Regions from separate parts of the Homo sapiens genome. Here regions 2, 3 and 4 are each linked to region 1. Evidence: chromatin loops called from intact Hi-C (ENCODE). Cell type or tissue: OCI-LY7. All regions are shown on one strand. Links, peaks and the distances in the headings refer to the core of each region. The heading gives the core; the rest is flanking DNA. Region 1 has its middle 12 kb from the start of GUCY2D. Region 2 has its middle 19 kb from the start of ALOX15B. Region 3 overlaps DNAH2 (dynein axonemal heavy chain 2). Region 4 holds the start of RNF227 (ring finger protein 227).

Region 1 (7,596 bases), core at 1,329-6,328:
ATAATGTTTCGCCATTTGAATGTAAGGATCTTGAGATGGAAAGATTATCCTGGATTATCTGGGTGGGCCCTCAATGTAATCACAAGCGTCCTTATAAGAGGGAGATTCGACACACAAAGCAAAGCAACACTGAAGCAGGATGCTGCGCTGCTGGAGGACAGGAGCCAAGGGACGCAAGAAATGTGACTCCGGGAAATGGATGGGAAATGGATTCTGCAGAGACAGCAAGGCCCCGCCAACAACCGGATTTGGGCCCAGTGAAACTGAATTCGGACTTCTGACTTCCAGAACTGTAAGAGAGTAAACGTGTGTTGTTTCAGCCACCAAGTTTGTGGTAATCCGTCACAGCAGTCAGGGCCAATGGATACGCGGGTCTTTCATCCCTTTCGTGTATGCTGCATGGTACACCTAAAAACGCAGGCTCGGCCGGGCGGGGAGGCTGTTGCCTATAATCCCAGCACTTTGAGAGGCCGAGGCGGGCGGATCACGAGGTGAAGAGATCGAGACCATCTTGGCTAACACGGTGAAATCACGTCTCTACTAAAAATACAAACAATTAGCCGGGCGTGGTGGCATGTGCCTGTAGTCCCAGCTACTGGGGAGGCTGAGGCAGGAGAATCCCTTGAACCCGGGAAGCAGAGGTTGCAGTGAGCCGACATCGTGCCACTGCACTCCAGCCTGGGCAACAAGAGCGAAACTCCATCTCAAAACGAAGACAAAACAAACAAAAAAACGCAGACTCGGGCCTGATAGGAGAGTGGGAACCACAGACTATCAGGAAGGTTCTCTTCCCAAAGAGGGTAAATCTGTCATCAAATGTATTTAATATAAAGTCCCCAATAATACAGTACATTTTAGGCTCAACTTCCAATGATGCATTCCCAGGATTTTGTGTATTTTGTTTCTTTCCTTAACAACTAGAACGCAGTCTGCCAGGTCCTTTAGCTTAAAGCCAGTGAACACCCTGTTGTAGGTAAATCTTTTCTATTTGTCTCAATTATATGAAGTCTTAATAGTTATGCTTTCAGTATTCCCATTTCTCATAAGATAAATATTCCAAAAAAATGGTAAGAAGCCTTGCTCTACAGATGAGGATGTAACCACAATGGAAAGTGAGGCTGGCTGACAGGACCACTGTGTGATCCCTCCAAATAAGTATTTATCAGCATATGTTCAAAAACCTGAAGTCACCATGGAATGTAGCTATGAGATTTTACAGTTGAATGTAGTAAAGTTAAGGAACCTGAAGAAGGTTCCACGATTGGGGATGACATCCAAGTAGCAGTGATATAGGAGGCAGGACTTGACTCCAGAGGTGGGGCTTGGACTCTGGACCAGATTGAAGACTAGCTGAAACACGGAAGAGGTGAGAACACCACTCCATAAGACACGCCCACCAGTGCCATGTCAGTTTACCATTGCCATGGCAACACCCAGAAGTTACTACCCCTTTCCATGGCAACAACTCAACAACCCAGAAGTTACCAACCTTTTTCTAGAAATTGTTGCATATCCACCCCTTGCCACCAGCTTGCCCTTGAATTCTTTCTTGGGTGAAGCCAAGAACCCTCCCTGGCTAAGCCTCAATTTTGGGGCTCACCTGCCCTGCATCAGTGGAACCAGTGACAGTCACAGAGGACAGCCTACACCAAAGCTTGCATTGGCAAATTCTGGGTCTTTCCTGTTCATCCAGGTTTTCCATGGGTCCACACAGTGGAGCTGGGCATGTAAGGTGCTCAGGGAGTGCTAGTGGAATGTTACGATGCCACATTCCAGGGAAGCTCTTGACCACCCCACAGAGCTGGGATGATCTCATTTTTAATCCAGAACAGGTACCCTGAGAGCTGCAGAAAGTTGGTGAATCACCTGTGGAGACTCAGCTGCCTCTGGACCCAACTTGGATGCAGAAGTGCTAGACCTTGAGTTGATGCCATAATGGGAAGAGCCTTGTGTTTTCATGTGGTTGGAATGTGAGTTGTGGTCAGAGGGCAGGCTGTGGCGTATTGTATTTTCTAAAGATGGCCACAACAGGCTGGGTGCAGTGGCTCATGCCTGTAATCCCAGCACTTTGGGAGGCCGAAGTGGGTGGATCACAAGGTCAGGAGATCGAGACCATCCTGGCCAACATGGTGAAATCCCATTTCTACTAAAATACAAAAAATTAGCCGGGCGTGGTGGCCTGCACCTGTAGTCCCAGCTACAGTCCTTGTCATCTAGGTTAAACTGGCTACACCCTCAGCCTGGTGTGAGCCAGGCCCTGCCAATCCATCACCTTGCCTGGTGACTGTGATGGGCTCGGGAGTGGACATCCGACCAAAAGCAGGCCAGTTAGTCAAGAGACTCAATTCTTGGCCGGGTGCAGTGGCTCATACCTGTAATCCCAGCACTTCGGGAGGCCTAGGCGGGTGGATCACCTGAGGCCAGAAGTTCAAGACCAGCCTGGTCAACATGGTGAAACTCCATCTCTACTAAAAATACAAAAAATCAGCCGGGCATTGTGGCGGGTGCCTGTAGTCCCAGCTACTCAGGAGGCTGAGGCGGGAGAATCCCTTGAACCTGGGAGGCGGAGGTTGCAGTGAGCCAAGATCCTGCCATTGCACTCCAGCCTGGACAAAGGAGTGAAACTCCGTCTCAAAAAAATAAATAAATAAATAAAAAGAGACTCAATTCTTGGATTTTTGTGGAAGCCATTAGGTAAGTGGGGTCTTTGCTGGTTGGATTTAAGTCTGGGAGGATGAAGGACAGCACTGTTGCAGCCGTTTTGCCACAATGAGGGGAGGGCCTTTGGGAGGATAAAGCCCAGCATAGAAGAGAGCAAAGCCTGAGGCCTGCGGCGTCTATGCCTGAATCCAGCTGTGCCTGAAGGTAGCGCTGTAGCTCAGGTTTCCAGTTACAAGAACCCATTCAACCTTTCTGCCTTAGCCTGGTTAGCATTGTGGTCCTACTGAACGTACCATTCAGGAGAATCACGTTTAAAAGTGGCACAAGACAAAGACATGAATCTGAATACCTTCAGACTGGGATTACAGGCACGTGCTAATTTTTGTATTTTTAGTAGAGACGGGGTTTCGCCATATTGGCCAGGCTGGTCTCGAACTCCTGACCTCAGGTGATCCACCCGCCTCGGCCTCCCAGAGTGCTCGGATTACAGCCGTGAGCCACCGCGCCCGGCCTCATTTTAGCCATTTTTAAGTGTACAGTTTAGTGGCATTAAGTACAGCCAAAATTTTTGTGTAACCATCACCACTACACCTGAAACTCTTCACCATCTCCAACAAAAGCTCTGTACCCATTAAACAACGACGGCCCCTCTAGTCTACTTTCTCCTGTATGAATTTACCTATTCTAAGTACCTCGTAGAGGTGGAATCATACAGGATTTGTCCTTCCGTATTTGGCTTATTTCACTCAGGGTAATGTTTTCAGGGTCCACCCACATTATAGCATGTGTAAGAATTTCATTCCTGTTAGAGGCTGAATAATACTCCATTGCATGGATGTACCACATTTTGGACACCAAGTTTTTTATTGTGAATGCAAGATTCTGGCATTAATGTTATTGAGGGTATTAATTTGAATATTTTAAGTACATTCTTGTACTTATAATTCGTGTACTCCATTCCGTTTGTTTGTTTGTTTGTTTGTTTTTTGTTTTTGAGACGGAGTCTCGCTCTGCCGCCCAGGCTGGAGTGCAGTGGCGCTATCTCGGCTCACTGCAAGCTCCGCCTCCCGGGTTCACGCCATTCTCCTGCCTCAGCCTCCCGAGTAGCTGGGACTACAGGCGCCCGCCACCAAGCCCGGCTCATTTTTTGTATTTTTAGTAGAGACGGGGTTTCACCGTGTTCGCCAGGATGCTCTCGATCTCTTGACCTCGTGATCCGCCCGCCTCGGCCTCCCAAAGTGCTGGGATTACAGGCGTTAGCCACCGCGCCCGGCCCGTGTACTCTATTCTTTAGCGGATTGCCCTTCTTTAACCACCTTTTTCAGGAGGCGGTAGGGCCTTACTTCGGGGTGATTGTCCGTTGACTCTTCACCCTGGGGAGTGGAGCTGGAGGCTGACGCGCTTGGAGGCTGGTGTGGGCTCCCTGGTCGTCCGCATGGATCATCTTTTGCTGCCTCCCCTCTCCTCTTCCGCCGACCCCCTCAGCTACCCCGTCTTGGTGCTAAGTGGATGCAGATGAGACAACGGGCACGTTTCCCTGCAGGGACCGGCTTAGCCGCCAGGGGGAGCCCCAAGGATAAGGCGCGAGGCGGCCGGGGCTCAGGTTGCGCAGGCACCGAGGGCACCTGGGCTCTTCCGCCCCCTGCTCTGTGAAGGCCAGGGTGCGGCAGGGCCACCCTCCCCGGAGTCTCTCTTCTTCTGGCCGCAGCGGGTAGACCGCAGAGTGGTCCGGGTGCAGCGGCGCCCGGGCAGCTGCGGAAGTGGCAGGGTTGGGGTGGCGGCTGGAGCGCCACGCGCGTTCCCTCTCCCGCTTCCGCACCCGCTTCTGCACCAGCCTCGGGCAGTCAGTCCCCCGGTGGTTTAGTGATGGAGGAAGCGAGGCGCGATCGGGCGGCGCTGGACATTCCTCAGCCCTGAAACCCTGATGCCCGGGGCCCGCTGCTTAGAGCTGGGGCTGGGCGGAGCTCTACTGGGGAGACCTTTCCACCTTCCTTTAGGGAGCCCCTCCTTTGCGCTGGGTGCTCAGCTCAGCACTGCGTGACTTTGCTCTCAACGAAGAACACATTTCCTCAAATTCCTCAGATTTTCAGTTCTGTTAGTAACATTCTCTCCAGCTTTATCATTTGCTGGAACAGATTTTTTTTTTTCCGAGACCGAGTTTCGCTCTTGTTACCCATGCTGGAGTGCAATAGCGCGATTTCGGCTCACTGCAACCTCCGCCATGCGCTAGCATGCCCGGCTAATTTTGCATTTTTTTTTTTCAGTAGAGACGAGGTTTCACCATGTTGGTCAGGCTGGTCTCGAACTCCTGACCTCAGGTGATCACCCACCTCGGCCTCCCAAAGTGCTGGGATTACAGGCGTGAGCCACCGCTCCAGGTCGGAACAGTTCATTTTTTAAACTGTCATACAATTACTTCTTTCTGATCATTTCCATGACGTGTGGGGAGAAAAGAGACAATTGTGGGGTACAATCCTTGAAACCAGAAATCAATGAAGTTATACTTGACCGGATTTTAACATTCTTCCGCATTATGGTTTTGTGTTTCCTCCTTTCTTCTTGTCTCTTTTTTGATAATTATAAACATTGATTCCTGGCTGGGCACAGTGGTTCCTGCCTGTAATCACCAGCATTTTGGGAGGCCAAGGCGGGAGGATCATTGAACCCAGGAGGTCGAGACGGCAGTGAACCTGATCACACCACTGCACTCCAGCCTGAGCAATAGAGCGAGACCCTATCTCAAAAAGAAAAAAAAAAGAGTCCTAATGATCTAGCACATTCTACATTCACTGCTTGATTCTGGGACATGTTTCGTTGGGGATTATAGTTCTGAATTACAAAGTATTACCGGAATGGGCTGTGATCAGGATTATAAATAGCAGCAATTACATGCTTTTTGAACTAGAAAAGATGTTCTAAATTGACCTAGATATATACAGACTATTGGGACACGTGGTGGATAAAAATTAAGGCCTAGTAGCTGGACTCTAAAAAACAATGTTTTCCACCAGGGGGAGCTGTAGACTATGTCTGAAGGTATTCAGATTCATGTCTTTGTCTTGTGCCACTTTTAAACGTGATTCTCCTGAATGGTACGTTCAGTGGGACCACAATACTAACCAGGCTAAGGCAGAAAGGTTGAATGGGTTCTTGTAACTGGAAACCTGAGCTACAGCGCTACCTTCAGGCACAGCTGGATTCAGGCATAGATGCCGCAGGCCTCAGGCTTTGCTCTCTTCTATGCTGGGCTTTATCCTCCCAAAGGCCCTCCCCTCATTGTGGCAAAACGGCTGCAACAGTGCTGTCCTTCATCCTCCCAGACTTAAATCCAACCAGCAAAGACCCCACTTACCTAATGGCTTCCACAAAAATCCAAGAGTCTCTTGACTAACTGGCCTGCCTTTGGTCGGATGTCCACTCCCGAGTCCATCTCAGTCACCAGGCAAGGTGATGGATTGGCAGGGCCTGGCTCACACCAGGCTGAGGGTGTAGCCAGTTTAACCTAGATGACAAGGACTGAGGGGGACAGGGAGAGGTCTAGAGGCAAAATCAGGCTCTGCTGCTGGAAGTGGGTGAATGGGTGCTGGTGCTGCCCTCAGAAAACATACAGAGAAGGAGGCCGGGTGTGGAGGCTCACACCTGTAATCTCCGCGCTTTGGGAGACTGAGGTGGGCAGATCATCTGAGGTCGGGAGTTTGAGTTCAGCCTGGACAACATGGTGAAACCCCATCTCTACTAAAAATTAGCCAGGTGTGGTGCAGGTGCCTGTAATCCCAGCTACCCAGGAGGCTGAGGCAGGAGAATCGCTTGAACCTGGGAGGCGGAGATTGCAGTGAGCTGAGATCGTGCCATTGTACTCCAGCCTGGGCGACAGAGCGAGACTCTGTCTCCAAATAGAATAAAATAAAGTAAAATAAACCGTACAGAGAAGGAGAAGGTGACAACGTAAGGCAGATGGAATGCACCATCGGGAGGTGGGGGCGCGACAAGGGATGCAGAGCATAGACTACGGGATCAGCTCCACACAGGAGAAGGGACCTCTTAGCTGGCCGTTGTGCTGGGTAGGCAGCCTGAATTAGTGACTTCAGAGGGGAGGCAGCTCTGGGAGATGACACAGTGGGGGTTTGGTCCTGTGACGTCATGGCTGAAGGAGGTAGAGGAGAAGCATGTGACACGAGGAGTTCGGGGCGCTCAGAGGCCAAGCTGATGGCTGGATTGATCTTGGGGATGGTGAAGTCACCAGAATGAGAAGACTGGGAGCTGATGGAGAAGAGGGTGTGCCCACTGCTCAGTGAATGATGGCATTCACCAGGGATGGGGGCGGGGTGGAAGAGGTGAGTGGCATGGCCCTCAAGGAACCACTGGGAATGAGGACACTGACCCCAAACCTCTCAACTCTGGGGTGTGTGGCGTCTGGGAGGAGCCTGTGAGCAGAGCCAGATCTTGAGTAAAGAAGGAGGTGGAGGGAGAATCCTGTGAATAGGATGTTAAGAATGCAGGAGAAACTGAATTAAACAGGACGGATTAAGCAGATCTATTTATCTCTTCACCCTCCCCAAACCCCACTAAAATTACAATAAAGGGATAAAAAAGGCATAAACCCACAAGGACAAGAAGAGCGGGGGAGGAAATGAGCACAGACAGGAGAACTCAGCATTCTGGAAAGCAGGGGGAGAGTGGAGAGTGATGACTGACTTGGCAGAGCAGAGGGAGCTCAAATCCAAGCGCTGGCGGGTGGGGGTGGACATCAAAAACCAGCAGAATCCGGGAAGCCTGAGGGATTGGAAATATCAGGTGTTTTGTCTATTTACTGGTAGGAAATAAAATACTCCCCAATGTTGCATGGCTTGAAGCAATGCCAGTTGTAACTTCATGATTCTGTGGACCCAGTGGCTTCACCAGGCGGCCCTGCTCCACGTGATGCTGGCCGGGGTA
Region 2 (7,596 bases), core at 1,511-6,510, 67 kb before region 1:
AAGGAATTTCACAAGGTAATGTCATCAGTTAAGGCAGAAACCAGCCATTTTCACGTCTTTTGTGATTCTTCAGTTGCTTCAGGGCATCTGGATGTATACGTGCAGGTCATAGGGGATATGATGGCTTAGCTTGGGCTCAGAGGCCGGACACTGTTAGAACAGGCGTCACTAATAAATTTGCTTGATTATTTAATAGGGTTAAAGGTCCTGGTAAGTTTGTGTGAGCCTAAATATGTGTAATATAAAAGGGAAAATTTTGAGTCCTAACTGCTTGTTGAAGTGAACTAAACAAGAAATTTAACTGATCATCAGAAATATGTTTTACTAAAGCTGTTTTTACCATTTTGGCAGCTTGGAATACGTAAGCAGAGTCAGAGATTATATTAACAGGTTGATTACAATCTTCCAATACAGATATAACTGCTTGTAGCTCAGCTCTTTGTGCAGAATGAAACTGAGTTTGAATAATCTTTTCTTCCGGTCCTGTATAAGCTGCTTTTCCATTCTGAGAGCCATCAGTAAAGATAGTTACGGCTCCCTCCAAAGGAATGGAACTAGTTATTTTGGGTAAAATTTAGGTAGTCAATTTTTAGGAACTGAAACATTTTAGTTTTAGGGTAATGAATATCTATACTGCCAACAAAATCAGCCAGATTTGACTGCCATTCTGACGAATTAATAAAGGCTTGTCGAACCTGTGCTTTGTTTAAAGGAACTACATTTTTATCTCGATCGGTGCCAATGAGTCTGACTATTCTCAGTTGTATTTGGCCTATAAGAATAGCTATTTGATCTAAATAAATTGAGAAAGTTCTAGTCGTACTGTGCGTTAAAAAGGACAATTTAACTAAGTCAACATTTTGAACAATCACTCCTATAGGAGAATGGAGAGTAGGGAACACTAAGAGCTGTAATGGAACACTAGGATCTCTTCTACGGACTTGAGCACTTTGAATTTTTTCCTCAATCATTTGTAACTCTTCAGCTGCAGCAGGCATCAGAGTTCTTTTGCTACATGAATTTGGATCCCATCTCAGCAAAGCAAACAGTTTAGACATTGCTTAGGTGGGAATTCCTAAAGTAGGTCTTATCCAATTAACGTCCCCTAATAATTTTTGGAAATCATTTAAGGTTTTTAAGGACTCTTTACGAATTTCCTCCTTTTGAGGCTTTACTGTTTTCTCCTGTACCCTCATTCCCAGGTAATGATAGGGTGTAGTATGGATTTTATCTGGTGCTATAGCGAGACCTGTAAGTCCCACCACTTCTTGTAGCCTAGCAAAACACTCAATCCGTCTGTCCCTGCTTGCAGCAGCACATAAAATGTCATCAACATAATGAATAATATAGCAATCAGGAAACTGATCCCTGACAAGCTGAATAACCTTTCCAACAAAAGTTTGACTATTTAACATTCCTTGGGGTACAACTTTCCATCGATATATAGTAGCTGGTTCCTTGTTATTCATGGCAGGTATTGTAAATGCAAATTTCTCAAAATCCTGAGGAGCCAAAGGAATAGTAAAAAACACAATCTTTTAGATCAATTATTACCATCGGCCATTCTTTTGGGATCATGGCCGGAGATGGCAACCCTGGTTGGAGAGCTCCCATCGGTTGAATGGCTGCGTTAACCGCTCATAAGTCGGTCAATATGCGCCATCTAGCGAATTTTTTCTGAATTACAAAAACTGGGGCGTTCCATGGTGAAAAAGATGGTTCAATATGTCCTTTGTCTAATTGTTCTTTTGCCAATGAATGTAATGCCTCCAGTTTTTGTTGAGGAAGCGGCCACTGATCAACCCAAACAGGTTTTGGAGTTTTCCGTTTTAATGCAATGGGCTTTGGAGGCTCAACAGTGGCCGCACCTAAGAAGGATATCCAATTCCTCTTCGGTCAAATTTAACTGAGACCTCAATCGGCTGGGTTATTCCGTCCTCATTTTTTTCCTAATCCTTTCCCAGGAATATATCCCATTTTGGTCATCATTCTTTGGCTCTCAGGACTGTAAATTGCAGGGGGAATGGTGATTTCTGTACCCCATTGCTGTAACAAATCTCTCCCCTACAAATTAATGGGAATGAAAGTAATCATAGGTTGGATGGTGACTTCCTGCCCATCTGGTCTTAAACGATGTAAAATTGTAGCACTTTGATAGACTTCAGATGCTGTGCCTACTCCAATCAAGCCCATAGAAGCCTTTTGTCGGGGCCACGCTTTTGGCCACTGATTTAGAGCTATAATTGAAATATTAGCACCTGTGTCTACCAGTCCTTCAAACTGTTTTCCCTGAATCATTGTGCACACAGGTCTGTTTTTAGAAGCTTGATTTACTCAATAGGCTGCTTTTCCTTCACTGTCAGTACTGCCAAAACCACTTTCTCTTTTTACTGTACTTTTTTCTACTATTACATAAGGTAATAACAACAGCTGAGCAATTCTATCTCCTGGGTTTGCACTCCAAGGAATACTGGAACTAATAACCAATTGAATTTCTCCCACAAAATCTGAATCAATCAGCCCAGTATGAATCTGAACTCCTTTTAAGTTTAGACTAGATGTTCCTAAAACAAGTCCAACTGTCCATCAGGTAAAGGGCCAAATACTCCAGTGGGGACTTTTTGAGGGGATTTCCCTGGAAGCAGAGAGATAGCTTTTGGGAAACATAAATCTAAGCCTGTACTCCCTGCTGTAGCTGGCGCCAATTGTGTTACTGTGGTGGTTGGGCAAGAGACAATGATGGTGGTTGGACTAGAGGCAATGACCGACTGAGGGACCAACTGCTGGAGTGAGAATGCCCCCGTTTGGAGCGGGGCCTGAGGCTGGCCCCTCTTCCTGTTTCCCGACTGCGGTTGTAACGGTTGGCCATTTTTGTCAAATTTGAAGTGACACTGATTAGCCCAATGTTTACCCTTCTGGCACCTGGGACATAAGCCAGGTGGTTCTTTTATTTGATTATATCTTGCCTGTTTGTTCGATTTGTTCTTACGTTCCTTTTTTGTGTGTCCAAATTGCCCACAATTGTAACAATTGCCTGAAAAGTTTTTAATTGGACCTCCCACTTTTAACTCTGTCGTGGCTTGAACCATTATCATAGCCTTATGCATGATTCCACCAACTCCATTACATGCCCTGATATATTCATTAATCACATCAACTCCCACCGGAACCTTTCCTTTCACTGGGTGAATAGCTGACTGGCATTCAGGGTTAGTATTCTCACAAGCCAATAATTCTACAATCACCTTCCTGGCACTTTCTTTCTTTCTTTCTTTTTTTTTTTTTTTTTTTGAGGCGGAGTTTCGCTCTTGTTACCCAGGCTGGAGTGCAGTGGCGTGATCTCGGCTCACCGCAACCTCCGCCTCCTGGGTTCAAGCAATTCTCCTGCCTCAGCCTCCTGAGTAGCTGGGATTACAGACATGTGCCATCACGCCCGGCTAATTTTTATATTTTTAGTAGAGACGGGGTTTCTCCATGTTGGTCAGGCTGGTCTCCAACTCCCGACCTCAGGTGATCCGCCCACCTCGGCCTCCCAAAGTGCTGGGATTACAGGCATGAGCCACCGCACCCGGCCTTCCTGGCACTTTCATCAGTGAGAGCCTTCTGTGCTGCGTCTTGAAGGCGAGCAATGAAATCAGGATATGGTTCCTTTGAGCCTTGTCTAATAGAATTAAAAGACTGATAAGTAGTTCCCAGATCCTGAATTTTCTCCCATGCCCTCAAACAGCAATTGCGAATTTGTTCAATGGCATCATCTCGAAGTCCTGATGGTTGTTTACAGTTCCCCATTGACCCCCTATTCCTAGAAGTTGTTCAAATGTAATGGCAATAGCAGGATTAGCAGCACGGTTTTTTCGATCTTGATTTTGAGCCTCGTCGGTCCACCAAGTCTTAAACTGAAGAAATTGGGAGGGCGAAAGTGTAACTTTCGTTAAAATCTCCCAATCACACGGAGTCAATAGCTTATTCTGAGCCACAGATTGCAATAGCGATCGGATGAAAGGCGAATTGGGACCATACTGACCAACAGCTGCTTTAAGATCTTTGAGCAGCTTAAAAGAAAATGGTTCCCATACCGCTTGATGGGCTCCACCTTGCTGTCGTGGGGGTTGCAAAACTACTGCAAACTGCCAGGCATCAAGATCTCCGGCTAATCTAGCCTGCCGAATAGTAAACTGTAATGGCGATTCATTAACATTAGATGGCAGTGCAGCCTTATGTTGTACTGGTGCTACACCATGCGCTCGTGGTTCCTGAGGCCACAATTCATTCATTCGTGAAACAGGGCAAATTTGAGATTCAGACCTCCAAGGCTCCAAGCTACATTGCTTTATTGGAGGCGGCCACTCCGGATGATCCCAATGAGGAGCCGACTGCTCCTCAAGGCCCTTCTTTGTTTTAAACATCTTGGCATATATGGCTTCTCTATTTTAGGAGCAGCTGAAGGTCCCACGTGCTCCTCAAAAGAAATTAACTCATCTCCAGGTTTGTCTGTATTTTCCTCAAAATCTTCTTCACTATCCTCTCCTCCTTCAGCAGCATCACCACCTTCCTCTGCAGAAATTCTTTCTGCTGGAGGATAAGCCTCATTTTCCGATTGAAACGGTTCCGAGGCTGCTTTAACTATAGCCCAGTTTGACCAGGCTGTTAGGGGGATAAATTTTCCTTCCTTACAAACTTGTTTTAAGGCAATTCCCACCTGTTCCCAATCTTTGAAGTCCATGGTACCATGTTCAGGAAACCAAGGACGATATTGCTCTACTGTTGGAAACAGAGTAATCAAATTTTCTGTGCTAGCCTTAATTCCTGCCCTCTTTAAGAGGAGCTTAATAAAATGTAAATATGCAGAATGTTTACTTTTGGATTGTCCCATGGTGTCCCTGGAATGCTCCGAGTGCACAAGCTTACCGCAAGGCCGACCACACGTTCTCGGGAGTTCCTGGACAGACCGTTCTTCACAACGACCACGCTCAGGTGTAACTTCACCTGGGTTCAAGGAGACCGTGTTGGGTGCCAAAGATGTAGGGGAACCTGCCTGATACACCACCCGCAGGCTCTCCCCTTCCCGGTGGAGACGAGGGAATGAGAAAAGAAATAAAGACAAAGACACAAAGTTTAAGAGTTAACAAAAGTGGGTCCAAGGATCCATCGCAACGTGGAGATTGCAAAGGCCAGGAGCTCTGGGTTCCACTGATATTTATTGAGTACAGTTCCTTTGATCCTATAGGCTGAGGGTGGGCTGATGGTGAGGTGATCATTGGGTGAGCATAGGGAGAGGTGGCGGAGCCTGCTGTGTCGGTCATTAGCCAGTTAATACTATTTACTGTTCCACTACGTAAGCTAATACTCTATGTTTAACTTACAGATAATCATCAGAGTCCAACTAAGCGGCTAATAGAACAGAACAGGACGTGAAAGCAAACAGCCCTTCAAACCCACAGGCCTGTACATCAAAGGAGTGGTCAACGCCTGAGCACCGTCAGCAGAGCAGCTGCTTTGCCTCTGGGAACATGCGGGAGATAGGAGGCTTCCTCCTTAACCCTACTGCAGAGGACTTCTCCTCTTTTACCAGCAGCCTCCTGCAGTACCCTCCCGGGTAATGGAGCAGGGGTCGCTTCCCTTCCCATGAGACCTTTGTTCAGGCACTCAAGTGGAAGGTTGAGCAATAAGCCAACTTTCTTGCTCAGAGGCTCCGCAGACTTCCTGTGGTTGTTTGTTCCACTCTGTGGTCAGTCAAGCAAGCTCACCGCCTGATTCTCTTATTGTTGTACTAAGCACAAGCTATTATACTTATGATTCATAATCATATTAGTAAAGCACTATTCTAAAGCATATACTATTAATCTTTAAATGGGCACAGTGTAGGCTGGTCCTCAACCACCTGGGCCCACATCCAAGCCCCCTATTTCAACCCACACATCCCTCTCCATTTCTGCCACTTTTGTCTCTGTCCCAGGCTTCAGCACCTTCTTAGGTCAGTGGGGGATGCGGGTGGGGACAGAAGAGTCTGTTTCTCATTCCCTGGGGTAGTGAGCAAAGGCACCCCTGGGATGTCCAACATGGATGGGGGTGCGGTGAGGGGAAGGCGGGCACAAAGATAAAGAGGAGGCTGGAAGAGGACCTGGCAGAGAGAAGAAGGGATTGGGGTTCTAGGCACTGTTCTGGGGTGGCACAAGCAGCTCTCCCTCCACCCTGGGAGGGATTTCAAACAAATTAAAAACATGGTTCATACAAATTAGAATGTTCACAAGTCAAATATTTTATTCGACTCAGCCAGATGGTCATGCTGGTTTCAAGAACAATTGAGGAGCCGGGCACTTACAGGCAATTTAATAAAGGAATGTTAGGACACGATTGTTGGGTTAGATATGAAACTAGTCAACATTCTACAGAGCAATGAACTATAATCTCCAGTTTATTTGCTTTTAAAAAAAGGAACAAATCATTTACATGAACTTCACATAAATCGAGGCCTTTATTAATAACACACAGAAAAGTCAAACAGTGGTATGCCGTGCTAGAAAATAAAGCATCCCTCCCAGCACTTTGGGAGGCCGAGGTGGGAGGATCACTTGAGGTCAGGAGTTCGAGATCAGCCTGGTCAATATGGCGAAACCCCGTCTCCACTAAAAATACAAAAATTAGCCGGGTGTGGTGGTGGGTGCCTGTAATCCCAGCTATTTGGAAGGCTGAGGCAGGAGAATCTCTTGAACCCGGGACGCGGAGGTTGCAGTGAGCTGAGATGGCACCATTGCACTCCAGTCTGGGTGACACAGTGAGACTCTGTCTCAAAAACCAGAAACCACCCCCCCAAAAAAAAGAAAGAAGGAAAACCAAAAATTAAAGAAAAGAAAACATCTTTAAAAGGACAGGCAGTTGTCCTCTTGATTCTATTCATCAGTTTTGGATAATTTTTCTTAACAAGGCTGTTCCCTGTGAGTACCTCAAGCAATCAAATAGATCTCCTTTTCAGGGTTTCACCTCTCTCTCTTTCTCTCTCTCTCTCTCTCTTAGTTTAAGGCTCCCACTTCTTTACTCCTCAATGTGGCCCTGCTGTACAATCCCACTCTCCTTCTCAAGCAACAGCTAGGTGTGCATCCTTCTTTCCAGATCTTTCCTTGCCATTTCTATTGATTTACATACTTCACTTAAAAAAAAAACACACAAGGGGGCCCAGCGCGGTGGCTCACGCCTGTAGTCCCAGCACTTTGGGAGGCCGAGGCGGGCGGATCATGAGGTCAGGAGATCGAGACCATCCTGGCTAACACGGTGAAACCCTGTCTCTACTCAAAATAAAAAAGATTAGCCAGGCATGGTGGCGGGCGCCTGTAGTCCAAGCTACTAGGGAGGCTGAGGCAGGAGAATGGCATGAACCCGGGAGGCGGAGGTTGCAGTGAGTTGAGATCATGCCACATGGTGGCATGTCTCGCTGGGTGACAGAGCAAGACTCCGTCTCAAAAAACAAAAAACAAAAGGGATCATGTGCTTCTCATGGTGTGACTTGTTTTCTACCTATATTATATAACACTTCATCATTAATGCATTCAAGTGCCAACTTGACTGCATTGAGGAATACCGAGAGAACTGGTAAAGCAT
Region 3 (5,000 bases), core at 1-5,000, 170 kb after region 1:
AGCAAAAAGGATTTTGATCTCAACTAAGCGCAATGAAAAGCTACTAAAATAGTTTAAGCAGGGGTGAGTGGGTGAAGCGCAGTGACACGGCAGATTTTAGAGGGTGGTGATGATTGCATTTGGTGATGAGCTTGTGATATTGGAGATAAAAATTTCAGTAGAGTCGGAGGAAAGGAAAGGCAAAGAGGCAGGAAGTGTGACATTCGGAAGAGGATGTAAGGAAATGATGGGAGGCAGGAAGGTTCTGAGGTATAAAAGAATGAATTTGGGGACCCAACTACCCAAACTCTGGCTCTGGAATACTTATTTACTCTTTCTGTATCTCATTTCCTATCTTTAAAATGGGGGTAACAGTATTCACCTTATAGGGTGTGTGTGTGCACACACCCATATTAAACGAGTTAATAAATGTAAAGAACTTAGAACAGTGCGTGGCACATGATAATCACTCAAGAAATGTTAGCTCTTATTATTGTGTTCTAGGAGTTTGGCACAAACAGGAGAGGAATGAGGTGGAATTTTTTGAGGACAATCAAATCATGTTGTTGTTGGTTAAGCCCTCTCTCTGGTGCTAGCAGGAGGTAAGGTGGACCAGATGGCCCTGATGATGCTGGTTCTCTATGGCCACATACCTTTGGTGGCTCTGTGGTCATCTTGATGCTGACCTGCAAGATTGAGATAGGGAAGTCTGGGTGGGGGATGGAGCTGAGCCAGAGGCGGAAGGATGGATGAGGATCCTCCACCTGCAGCTGCTCCACCAGCTTGTCCAGATTAGGCATCCAAGACAGTGACAGGTGGCAGTTTGCCAGGAACACCCAGTGTCCTGCAAGGAGATGCCAGGGTCAGTGGGAATCATTTCCTAAGCCCTGCCTGTCCTCATGCTTTCCACCTGGTGTTGGGGTGGGGGTGCTGGGGGGGCCTAACACTAAGATCTGCCACTTCTGGGGCCCTCTGTAGAAGTGGGAGGTACAGGGACAGTAGTGTAATTGAGGTTGGAGGTTCTAGGGACAAGGACTGGGCTGAAGATGGGGGTGGAAGAAAGGATGGACACCAACCCTGAGTCACACCCTCTCGGAGGAGCCGAGCAGCGATGGGGGCCTGGCCCTGGCCCAGGGACAGGGCGTGGAAGCGCTGGGCCATGCCCATGTGCTCTGCCAGCTGCAGCAGGGCACTGGTGGGGTCCACACCAGGGGACAGGATGAACACGAGTGGGGATCGTGGGGTTGAATCCTCCAGCACCTGCCAGAAGCACAGGTATAGCATCAGGCAGAAGGCCACATGACCAAAGTGGGAGAGAGAGATGAAGGAGACTGAAACAGAGCGAGGGAGGCAGGAAAGACCCATGGGCCGTGGGGACAAGGAAGCCGAGCCACCGACCGACTTCATATTCAGCACAGGCGGCTCGATGAAGCGGGAGCCAAGGTTGGTGATGATGAAGGAGGTCACGCAGAAGGCCACGCGGTCCTGGCGCAGGGAGCGAACGATCAGCATCCGTTGCATTTCATTGCAGGCATTTTCCCACTCACCTGGGGATGAGGTGAGTCATTGCAGGGAGAGGGAGTGAGTCTGGAAGAGCGGGGAATCCAGACAAAGGGGCACCTGCCGGGAATGTGCTCCGGGCCAGGAGGCAGGCACCAGCTGGGAGAGGGGATGGAGGACAATGGGAAGGGCCGGCATGTGGCTGAATGGAGGGAAGGAGAAAAGTGAGAGTGGGACACAGACGCCTGGTACCTGGCAGCATCGCCTTCTCCGGGGCAGCATTGGTATACCACAGGTGCCAGTCACGAGGGTACTGCTCAAAGGAGTTCATGAGTCCGTGGAAGTTGGTCAGTTTGTCTAGCTCTGTGATGTTATCCCAGTAGGCATCTGCAAGCCAGCTACTACATGGATTGTCCATTTGGCCCTCCCGATCCAAGACCTGGTGGGAGAAGGGGAGGAAGAAAGGGATTGACTTGGGAATACTTCAAAAGAAGAGTGATCTTTTTCTCCTCTCTCTCTCTCTCTCTCTCTCTGTATTTTTCTCTCTCTCGGTGGGAAAACCAAATGGAATTTTTTTTTTTTTTTTGAGATGGAGTCTTATTCTTGTCACCTAGGCCAGAGTGCAATGGCACAATCTCGGCTCACTGCAACCTCTGACCCCCAGGTTCAAGCGATTCTCCTGCCTCAGCCTCCTGAGTAGCTGAGATTACAGGTGCTCGCCACCACACCTGGCTAATTATTGTATTTTTAGTAGACACGGGGTTTCACCATGTTGGCCAGGCTGGTCTCGAACTCCTGATCTCAGGTGATCATCCTCCTCGGCCTCCCAAAGTACTGGGATTACAGGTGTCAGCCACCGCGCCCAGCCCAAAATGGCTTTTGTATGAGAGTGAAGAGATGAATACAGGGATCCTGGGGAATAAACGTGGGGGCTAGGACTCAGACCCTGCCCTTAGCCCTCACAGTTCAAATTTAGGAAGCTGGCGCCCTCTGCTGGTTGCCTGGTAATAATGTCTCCAACCTAATGACTGGTTGGTAGCCTCACCTTCACAGAAGCACAAACTATTTACTCATTCATTCACTCACTTGCTTATTCATTCTTCTTAACAAATATTTATTGTTCGCCAACTATGCATTTTAATCATTGGGATGCATTACTGAGCAAAATGGACAAATATATCTGCCCTTGGGGATTTTATTTTCTAACATGGGATTGTGAATTCATGGGCAGATTATGAACCAAAAACATAACAAATAAGTAAATTATCTAGTATAGCAAAGACGGCAGTGCCAAGGAAAAATAGGATACTCTGAGGAGGGTAAGGGAGACTGAGAGTGTTGAGGGGTAGTTTGAAGTATTAAATAAGAAGATCAAGGTCGCATTGAGGTGAGGTCTGAAGGAGGTGAGAGATGGCCAGGTGCACACGCCGGGGAGTAGGCTTCCAGCAGAAGGCATGGCCACGCAAAGGCCCTGAGGCGAGACGTGCCAGGGGGTTTGGGGAGGGCAATGAGGCCTGCGTGGCTGGAGTGGAGTGGGGGCTGTGTGGTGGGAGGTGGCGCCAGCCATGGGGAGCCCGTCACAATGGCATCCACTTTAAAAGGACCTCTCAGGCCGGGCACAGTGGCTCACACCTATAATCCCAGCACTTTGGGAGGCTGAGGTGGGAGGATCACTTGAGCCCAGGAGTTCGAGACCAGCCTGGGCAACATGGTGGGACCCCGCCTCTACAAAAAATACAAAAATTAGCCGGGCGTGGTGGCGCAGGCCTGTAGTCCCAGCTACTCCAGAGGCTAAGATGCGAGGATGGCTTGAGCCTGGGAGGTCGAGGCTGCAGTAAGCCAAGATCACTGCCACTGCGGTCCAGCCACAGTGAGTGACAGAGTGGGACCTCTCTGGTTGCTGTGTTGAGAGTTTGGGGTGGGAGGCAGGAAGTGAAGGTGGGAAAAGTCAAGAAAATGTCTAGGAGGGCGGGAGAGTGCAGCATGGTTGTCTGGAAGCCTTAGGGGCCTCCTTGAGGTTCACGATCATGGACTTAAAGCGCGTCCAGTCGGTGTGGATGTGTTCTTCTCCGGCCATGCTCAGTGCACTGGCCGCGCAGGGACAGAGGGGAAGAGGAGCTGGATCTAGCCAGAGCGGTAGATGCGACAGAGAGAGGAGAAAAGCTGGGGTTGAGGAGCCTGTGAGGGAGAGATTGTGAGGGCGACCATGGAACTCAGGCTGGGGAAGGAGTGCCTTGAAAGGCAGTAAAAAAGCGGCAAGATCAGGCCAGTTTGTGGGTCACAGGTGAGACATGCCACAAAGCCCAGCCTGCGCTGAGTGCAAGGGGGTGCATGGCAAGTCACCTCCGCAGCCCCAGGGAGCTCACCATGCACCTGATGCTGGCCTGGATTTTCTCAGCTCACTCACTGATGCTGTGGGCCTGACCCTCTGGGTCTGGAGTCCTTGTCACACTTGCCCTCATCCCCAACCTTGACCATCCCATCCTGGGATGTGCTCTCTGCCCAACTCACCACACCCCCACGTAGAAAGAAGTTGTATTCATCCATGTTGAGCTTGCCAGAAGTCTCCAAGATTTTGGCACACATATGAAAACTGAATAGTAGTTTGTGGCGTTCGAAAAGGGTACGGCAGGTGTACCTGGGAGAAAGGGACAGGGAAGAGGGAGGGGCAGCATGGAATGGGGGCTGATGCTCCATGCGAATGCTATGATGCTACTATCACACAGCTTCACACAGAGGACCTCACCAGCCTCTAATCCTAACCTCCTGGAAACAGCTGAGGACTCAGGGGCCTAGACACAAGAATTTCCCAGAGTCCACTTATTATTATTATTACTTTTTGAGACAGAGTTTCGCTCTTGTCACCTAGGCTGGAGTACCATGGTACGATCTCGACACACTGCAACCTCCACCTCCCAGGTTCAAGCGATTCTCCTGCGTCAGGCTCCCAAGCAGCTGGGATTACAGGAGCCCATCACCACGCCTGGCTAATTTTTGTATTTTTAGTAGAGATGGGGTTTCACCATGTTGGCAGTCTGGTCTTGAACTCCTGACTTCAGGTGATCCACCCGTCTCAGCTTTCCAAAGTGCTGGGATTACAGGTGTGAGCCAACGTGCCCAGCCATTCACTCATAATTAGTCATTCAGTTCCATTAAAAAACAAAACATTCATTATTCCCCTACTGTCTTGCCAGGCACTCTGCTAGGTCCTGAAGACACAAAGATGAATAAGCCACAGTCTCGGAGAGGACAGAGAGGCCATCAGTTATGATGTCCCTGCCTGCTGGACTTGGAAAGTTTCCGAGGAGCTGCCCCAAGCTGCAGTAGAGTTTTCAGGTGACATGGGAGAGGCAGAGAGATCACAGCATGAGCAAAAGCATGAGAAGGGCACAGCATGCAGGGCAGTCAGGGACGCTCAGGCCCCCAGTGCAAGGTGGGAAAGGTGAGGCTGAGGCAGGAGAAGGCCAGGTCCTGAGGGCTTTCGTGGGCCACAGGGGCCAAGCAACCAACCACTGGCAGTC
Region 4 (7,596 bases), core at 2,446-7,445, 77 kb after region 1:
TCCTGGGTTCAAGCAATTCTCCCACCTCAGCCTCCTGAGTAGCTGGGACTACAGGTGCACGCCGCCACGCCCAGCTAATTTTTTGTATTTTAGTAGAGACAGGGTTTCCCTGTGTTGCCCAGGCTGGTCGTGAACTCCTAAGCTTAGGCAATCTGCCCGTCTCTGCCTCCCAAAGTGCTGGGATTACAGGCGTAAGCCACCACACTCGGCCCATCATGTATTTATTAACAATAGATACCTACCAGTTCCCCCTTTTTTTTTTTTTTTTGAGACCGAGTCTCATTCTGTTGCTCAGTCTGGAGTGCAGTGGCGTGATCTCGGCTCACTGCAACCTCCACCTCCCAGGTTCAAGCAATTCTCGTGCCTCAGCCTCCCAAATAGCTGGGACTACAGGTGTGAGCCACCACCCCCGGCTAATTTTTGTATTTTTAGTAGAGATGGGGTTTCACCATTTGGCCAGGCTGGTCTTGAACTCCTGACCTCAAGTGATCCACCCACCTCGGCCTCCCAAAATGCTGGGATTACAGGCAAGAGCCACCATGCCTGGCCCTACCAGTCCTTTTTTAAGACCAAAAAGTTTTGAATTGTGACAGCATCACTGTAATAAGTAGACAGCTTCTCCCATGATCACAGACAATACCATTCAAAAGTTCTGAAATGTTTGCTTAAAAATGATGGTATACCTCCTCAAAAGAGATTACCCTCTAGGTTTTAACAATTTAGGTTTAAAAACCAGCTTTGCATTGCCTGTGATAGCTGGTAAATGCCATGGGTGTGGAGAAGCTCATCATGCACATATTGGTCAAGATGGATGGGTGTTGAAAATGTTGGGTACTGGCCGGGCGCGGTGGCTCACGCCTGTAATCCCAGCACTTTGAGAGGCCGAGGCGGGCGGATCACCAGGTCAGGAGATCGAGACCATCCTGGCTAACACATTGAAACCCCGTCTCTACTAAAAATACAAAAAATTAGCTGGGCGTGGTGGTGGGCGCCTGTAGTCCCAGCTACTCGGGAGGCTGAGGCAGGAGAATGGCATGAACCCGGGAGGCGGAGCTTGCAGTGAGCCGAGATGGTGCCACTGCACTCCAGCCTGGGCAACCCAGCAAGACTCCGTCTCAAAAAAAAAAAAAAAAGAAAAAAAAGAAAATGTTGGGTACTCAGAAGTTAATGTGAATTCAGTATAGGCTGGGGGCACAGGATAACAATAGTAGCTAATATAGTACTTACCTGGTGTTTTACTGTGTACTGGACACCATTTGAAGCACCTTACACATATAAGTTCATTCAGTCCTCATTATTATTATCCACATTTTTAAAACTAGGAAACCAAGGCCCAGAGAAATTAAGTAACTTGCTCAAAGTGTCACAACTAGTAAGAGGTGGAAGCTAGGATCTGAACTCAAGCCAGCTGGCTCTAGACTGTGTTATCACCCTCCATAACAGAACCTGGGCTGCAGGTCCAGGAGAGGAGGGTGAGGAGGCAGCTGTGTGTGGGTGTGGCACCATGAGGGGAATGTGGGTTGTGAGTACCATGTCCTGTTTACCAGTGGGAGAAGTCAGACCCCTGAGTCAGAACTTATGCTGGGGAGCTTTGCTGGGGCCATCACGATGTGTGGGTGTCCAGGCCTCCGGAAGGAAAGGATTCCCAGCATTCCTAAAGCCATGGTCCTGGCATCTAGGTCCCTCCTTAGGCTGAGATACCAGCTGAGAGTTAAGCAGTTTGGGGAGAATGAAGTTTAGGAAGCCAGCCTTACAAACAACACAGAGAGGTCATCTATAATGAGAATTGAGGGCAAAATCGATTCAAAGGCCCAGGGACCACTAAAGGTTGGGCAGAACGGGCCGTGTTTGGAAACTGGGTGGGATTGTGAAACTAACTGCGAGCAACTGAATAGGCGGAGGGGGCTTTAGAGACTTGTGCCAGTGACTGAGGGCTCAGGCGCAGAGAGAGACCCGGGGCTTTGTACATGGTAGAATTAAGGAGCGCTGGCGTTGCGTTGGGGGAAGAAGGAAAGCCCCACCCCGCTCCCCCGGGAGTAGGGAGGAATGGGTGCTTTGGCCCCCAGGGCTCCGGTCCTGGCATGGCCTGGGCCGCCTCCCCGACTCCATCATTGCTGTCATTCCCGGCCTCAAGCCTCCACCGCCCCCACACGTGCCGCCACAGGGAGCGGCCCGATCAAGGCGTGACGCTCCGAAGGGTGGGGCCTCACTTATTCCCCTATTTAAAGGGGAAAGAGGCCGCGGCGCCGGCCCCAGGACCCGACCCGGCCCCAGGAGAGTGTGCTCGTTCTGTTCACGGAGCTGGCCGCGTTAGCGACGTCCTCGAGTCCGCGGCGGGCACGATGCAGCTCTTGGTGAGGGTACCCTCTCTTCCGGAGCGGGGCGAGCTGGACTGCAACATCTGCTACCGTCCTTTCAACCTCGGGTGCCGCGCGCCCCGCCGCCTGCCCGGAACGGCGCGCGCCCGCTGCGGCCACACGATCTGCACCGCCTGCCTCCGCGAGCTGGCGGCGCGCGGGGACGGCGGCGGGGCGGCCGCGCGCGTGGTGCGCCTGCGCCGCGTGGTCACGTGCCCCTTCTGCCGCGCGCCCTCGCAGCTCCCTCGCGGCGGCCTCACGGAGATGGCTCTTGACTCGGACTTGTGGTCGCGATTGGAGGAAAAAGCGCGGGCCAAGTGCGAACGAGATGAGGCTGGGAACCCGGCCAAGGAAAGCAGCGACGCTGACGGAGAGGCGGAGGAAGAAGGGGAGAGCGAGAAGGGGGCGGGGCCTAGGAGTGCTGGGTGGCGCGCGCTCCGGCGGCTCTGGGACAGGGTCCTGGGGCCTGCGCGGCGCTGGCGGCGTCCGCTGCCTAGCAACGGTGAGGGGCTGCCCGGGGAGGATGCAGGGGAGAGAGCGCCGAGGAATACCGAGGTTCGTTGGCATGCTCCTGCTGCCACTAACCCTTCTTCTTTCCCCCAGTGCTCTACTGTGCGGAGATCAAGGACATTGGCCACCTGACCCGTTGCACGTTGTAACCGAGGAACTCGGAAGCTACAGCCGAAGGAAGGTGGGAGCTGCAGCCTCGCGGGGGCTGATGTCAAGACTACTCTCTCTCAGATCCCAGGATTGGCATGTGATGAGAGAGATGAGCCGAAGGCAGGAGGGAACGCCCTGGGAGGTGTTGATGCTGAGTTGGGGAGGCTCCTAGACGAACTCGCCCCCATCTACTGACTGTGCCAGTCTTACATTTTCAGGATGGAGTGGCCAAGGGATGATATAAACAAAGCCTACGTTACCGTGGGAAGAAGACAGACTGTTTTCTTAGCTGGGACGTTGGCTTTTGTCCAGGGTGGCTCTGGTGTGTGGGAGCAACAGGTCCCATTTTAGCAATTCTTTGTCAATGGTTTGAATTTTTTTTTTTTTTAAGATGGAACGGGAGAGAAGAGGCTAATTTTCGCGTCATGTTAATCTCACTTCTCTGGCATGTAAGGGTGCTGGTATGCCTGCTGTCTCCCCACTCCCAGTTCTGTGTTCCAGAAATTGAGATGGCTCCCTGCCTGTGACTATGATTAGGAGCCTTGCTTCATTTCAGAATCTCCCTTCAACCTGCTAGGGCAGGTATCAGAAATTCCAAAGGGCATTTATGTGAGGCACCTAATTAGAGCCTATCAAAGTAGGAAGGGAGAGCCATTTGAAAGGCATCATATTTCAAACTTTTGCTATTATCTGTGTTATCTTTACAGTCACGGGAACACACTAGCGCTACTGAAAAGATACTTATACAATTTTAAGTGTCTTTAAAATTTGTGTCCCATAATGGGACATCACCTGTTGTATATATGCCATGTATTCTATTTTAGAATCCTGTATCTTATGACCATAAAGTCATAGTCAAGGACCAGCAGTGTTGGTGTACTGTCAACGGAAGTGCACAGTCTCACTCTAGGATCCCACTCCAGACTTCCTGAATCAGACTCTGGCAGGGTTTTTTGTTTTTTTGTTTTTGTTTTGAGCCAGAGTCTCACTGTGTCGCCCAGGCTGGAGTGCAGTGGCGTGATCTCGGCTCACTGCAGCCTCCGCCTCCCAGGTTCAAGCGATTCTCCTGCCTCATCCTCCGGAGTAGCTGGGATTACAGGCGCCTGCCACCACACCTGGCTAATTTTTGTATTTTTAGTAGAGATGGGGTTTCGCCATGTTTGTCAGGCTGGTCTCAAAACTCCTGACCTCAGGTGATGGCGCCCACCTTGGCCTCCCAAAGTGCTGGGATTATAGGAGTGAGCCACCGCGCCGGGCCAGACTCTGGCATTTTAACAATCCCAGGTGATGTGTGTGCATGTGAAAATTTAAGTACCATTGGTCTAGATCCTACACTCTTTAGGATATCACCATCTGTAGGTAGAATATTTAAAGCATAATAGGTATGACTGATAGATTATTTTATCCAAAGTTCTTTTTTTTTTTTTTTGAGATGGAGTCTTGCTCTGTTGCCCAGACTGGAGTGCAGTGGCGTGATCTCGGCTCACTGCAAGCTCTGCCTCCTGGGTTCACGCCATTCTCCTGCCTCAGCCTCCCAAGTAGCTGGGGCTACAGGCACCCACCACCACGCCTGGCTAATTTTTTTGTATTTTTAGTAGAGATGGGGTTTCACCGTGTTAGCCAGGATGGTCTCGATCTCCTGACCTCATGATCCGCCTGCCTCGGCCTCCCAAAGTGCTAGGATTACAGGCGTGAGCCACCACGCCCGGCCCCAAAGTTCTAAAGTAACATTCTATTGCTAAAGAAATCCTAACCTACTATGTAACATTTTTCTCTTAGTTAAAAATGTGAACTTATTATTAACCTCAATTTTTTAGAGGCCTCCAATCTTTTTAAAATATAAATATTTTTGATTGACAAATCATAATTATACACTTATGGGGGTATAAACCTCAATTTTTGTAACCCTATTTTGGCATTTTCCTGTCCTTACATCTCAGCTTAAATGCTCCCTCTTTTGGGAGGCCTTTTTCTGCCTTCAACATAGTAGAGCCTTTTCCCCCACCCCTCTGTAACATAATGCCCTGTTTTATTTTTACTGCTTTTATTTTCATGCTTTGTGGGTGTCCCCACTGGAGTGTAAGCCCTATGGGAGCAAGGGCTGACCTGTGACTGTTTTATCTCCAGGGCCAACAGCAGTGTTACTGTATAGTATGTACTCAATAAATATTTGTTGGCTTTATCTCTTATTTTTTAATATAATAGCCTTGTGAACTAAGTGTCTGGCCTCTCTCAATCTCTCAGAGGCTCTGTTTAGTGAACAATAAACATCAAGGAAGTGCCTAGCAGTTCAAATCTTTGGTAAGCTAGACAGATCTGACCCTCAACGCCTTAAAAAAAAAAAAAAAAAAAGTGTGCCTTTGCTTCATACTGGAGCTGAACCTGTGGAGCTGTAGTGACCTCTACTGACTCTTAGGGGAACTAAGCAACTTGAAGGTGGAAAGGATGATCAAAAGGATGGCTGGAAGGCAGTTTTGAATCTTGATAGGCGCTCCTCCCACTACATTTCTGTCCAGTAAGTCCCACTCTCTCTGAAGTCAACCTGAGGCTACGTAGGTATCTGCTGCTCACCCTCCTTCTCTACAGAGGCCATGACATAGCTGGGGCTGGAAGAACCTCAGTTTTAGTGAATAATCTAAGAGATAAAAATGAGGAAAAGGAAAAAGTTGTAGGATTTTTTTAAAAAGAAAAGGCAGAAAGCAACAACCTTTCTTATCCCTCCCCCCAAAAACTCCCCCCCCCCATAAAAAATAACAGAGCACACAGAAAGGAAAGTATAATTTATATGTACAACCAATAAACCTGATACAGAAGAGGGGATCAGGACAGACCAGGAGTGGGTGTGAAGAGAGACTGGGAAAGGGGCAGCAAGAAAGTGAAGGGGCAGCAAAGAGGAAGTGGGGGGTTCGCCATGCAAACTGCCACTCTCCCCGGCCCCTCCTGGGAGGGGGGATGTGCCCACATTTCCCTAGCCTGCCCTCCACTATTTTGCTCTGGTCCCAACGACAAGGTAGCTCCCAAGACCCTGACTAGGTCCCCTGCCTGACTTATACAAATTTAGTCTGTATCCAGGCCTTGAGGAGGGAGGGTAGTAGAAGTCTTCCAGGAACCTGAGCCCCAGAGCTGGGCTTCCACCACATCTGGCCCATTGTATTCTCTCCCACCCTTCTAGGTTACCTGGGTCCCTAGAACAGGTTGGGGAGCTCCTCTTTGGCTTGAGGGAGTATCACCCAACCATTACTCTTTTTGTAGGGGTGGTCCTTGGTCCCTAGGGAGGGGGGAACATTCCCAACACAAGATGCCGGTACACAGGAGGTAACTGAGCCAGTGAACGGCACCTTTATTCTGAGGCTGAACAGCAGTTGACTTCCTCCCTCATAACTGCTCCACCCTCCACGTGGGGAGAGGTAGGGGACGGTAACATGCAGCCACCCCTCCTCGTCCCTTCCTCCCTCCCAGGGCTCATTTTCATCCCTCTCTAAAGTCCCCCTCCTCTCTTCAAAGCTCTCTTCCCCACAAAAGTTCCTAAAGGCCAGGCAAGGCTGATTCTCCACTTCCACATGAGACAGAGCTGATTCTGCAGGGAAACGGCTGGGGAGGCTCCACCTCTTTCCTCCCCACAACCATTTACTGGGAAGTTGTGTATACTTGGCAGTGTGGGAGGAAGGTACTTGGAAGACCCTGCCAGCCATCTCCCACCCAGACTTCTTCTCACCAGCACAGTCTTCAAGGCTTGGTGGGAAAGGTGTGTGGGAGTGGAGAAAGACAAAGGGCCCTTCTTGAAGAGAGGAGCTGCAGAGAGGGGCAAAGGGGTTCCTAGCCCAGTGATGGCCCAAGGGGTGGGGAAGGTGGAGGGCTGGCAGCAGGCCCCAGCGCTTGAGCTGGGGGTCGGCCTCGGGGACGGGGCCTGGGTGAAGGGCAGGCCTGGGATCCAGTCAGTCGTCTATACAGATCACCTCCCCGGCTCGGGGCTCCTTCCGATCCAGCCCGTCTGACACCAATGCCCCCACCATTTCCTTCTCCTTCTTCACAAGCACTGGAGGGCCGTTGGTGGCGGCTGTTTGGGAAAGGGGTAAGGAAAGATCAATCTCCAGATCACTCTCAAACGTCACTTCATGACAATGGTGAATTCTCACTTCTAGGTCACCTCCTGCCACTTCCCGTTGTCCCACGTGAGGGAGGGAAGACCCGGGCAAACCCCTTTCCCTGAGATTCCACTTTGTGCTACATGATTGAACACATGTTCCCACTCTCTAACCCCTCGGGTTTCATATTCACTTTCCCTTGAAGGAACCCGGAGGGAGGTGGCTCGGGTAGAAGACACCAAGCCACAGATCTACTAAAACTCTGGTTTTTAATAAAGGGGACTGAAGAGGGGTTAAGAAAGGGATGGGTGGGGGGACAGCCTAGAACAACTCTATCCCATAAAACACCGGATACCACCAAGGAAATGAGATGGACTAGAGCAGTTAAAGGGCAGCTGAGCAGAAATAAAGTTTGGCAAAGGAGGAGTGTGAGTAGCAGGGGGTAGGAAAACACCAGCTGACCTGTGATGAAGGACCCTGCAGGCATCTGGCTG

Evidence for each region. A loop is a pair of places that touch in the nucleus more often than their neighbours do. Peaks named below come from ENCODE experiments on the same cell type or tissue, not always from the same donor. Only the 100,000 strongest peaks of a DNase experiment are listed, where the experiment ranks them.
Region 2: a loop joins it to region 1, with 9 times the contacts of the local background. A loop is called at or near these places in 56 of 110 quality-filtered maps.
Region 3: a loop joins it to region 1, with 6 times the contacts of the local background. A loop is called at or near these places in 55 of 110 quality-filtered maps.
Region 4: it touches region 1 in a loop (16-fold over the local background); 99 of 110 quality-filtered maps call a loop at or near these places.

Annotation. Positions count from the first base shown.
Region 1 is chr17:7,986,974-7,994,569 of GRCh38, reverse strand. No RefSeq gene overlaps it. Among named protein-coding and RNA genes, the nearest start is that of GUCY2D, 12 kb to the left of the region's middle. In OCI-LY7, for the core only: CTCF peaks have their summits at 4,032, 4,237 (motif pointing right) and 5,655 (motif pointing right); DNase peaks (open chromatin) are centred at 1,399, 4,259 and 5,659; H3K4me3 peaks cover 1,287 bases; H3K27ac peaks cover 1,488 bases.
Region 2 is chr17:8,054,461-8,062,056 of GRCh38, reverse strand. No RefSeq gene overlaps it. Among named protein-coding and RNA genes, the nearest start is that of ALOX15B, 19 kb to the right of the region's middle. RefSeq lists enhancers at 4,310-4,379, 3,863-4,380. In OCI-LY7, for the core only: CTCF peaks have their summits at 1,648 and 4,177 (motif pointing right); DNase peaks (open chromatin) are centred at 1,636, 4,206 and 5,736.
Region 3 is chr17:7,820,360-7,825,359 of GRCh38, reverse strand. It overlaps DNAH2 (dynein axonemal heavy chain 2), which reads right to left. Exons shown (of 86, transcript NM_020877.5): 73 at 3,991-4,117; 74 at 1,732-1,918; 75 at 1,378-1,526; 76 at 1,056-1,239; 77 at 633-823. Among named protein-coding and RNA genes, the nearest start is that of KDM6B, 11 kb to the left of the region's middle. RefSeq lists silencers at 2,441-2,490, 2,501-2,550. In OCI-LY7, for the core only: a CTCF peak has its summit at 2,479 (motif pointing left); a DNase peak (open chromatin) is centred at 2,469.
Region 4 is chr17:7,910,942-7,918,537 of GRCh38, reverse strand. It overlaps CHD3 (chromodomain helicase DNA binding protein 3), which reads right to left. Exons shown (of 40, transcript NM_001005273.3): 39 at 7,565-7,596; 40 at 5,783-7,074. The coding sequence ends at 6,953. RNF227 (ring finger protein 227) reads left to right here and starts at 2,249. Exons shown (of 2, transcript NM_001358699.2): 1 at 2,249-2,859; 2 at 2,961-5,199. The coding sequence starts at 2,343. The coding sequence ends at 3,016. RefSeq lists a silencer at 2,310-2,619 and an enhancer at 2,598-3,531. In OCI-LY7, for the core only: CTCF peaks have their summits at 5,211 and 5,413 (motif pointing left); DNase peaks (open chromatin) are centred at 2,687 and 5,427; H3K4me3 peaks cover 1,425 bases; H3K27ac peaks cover 3,075 bases.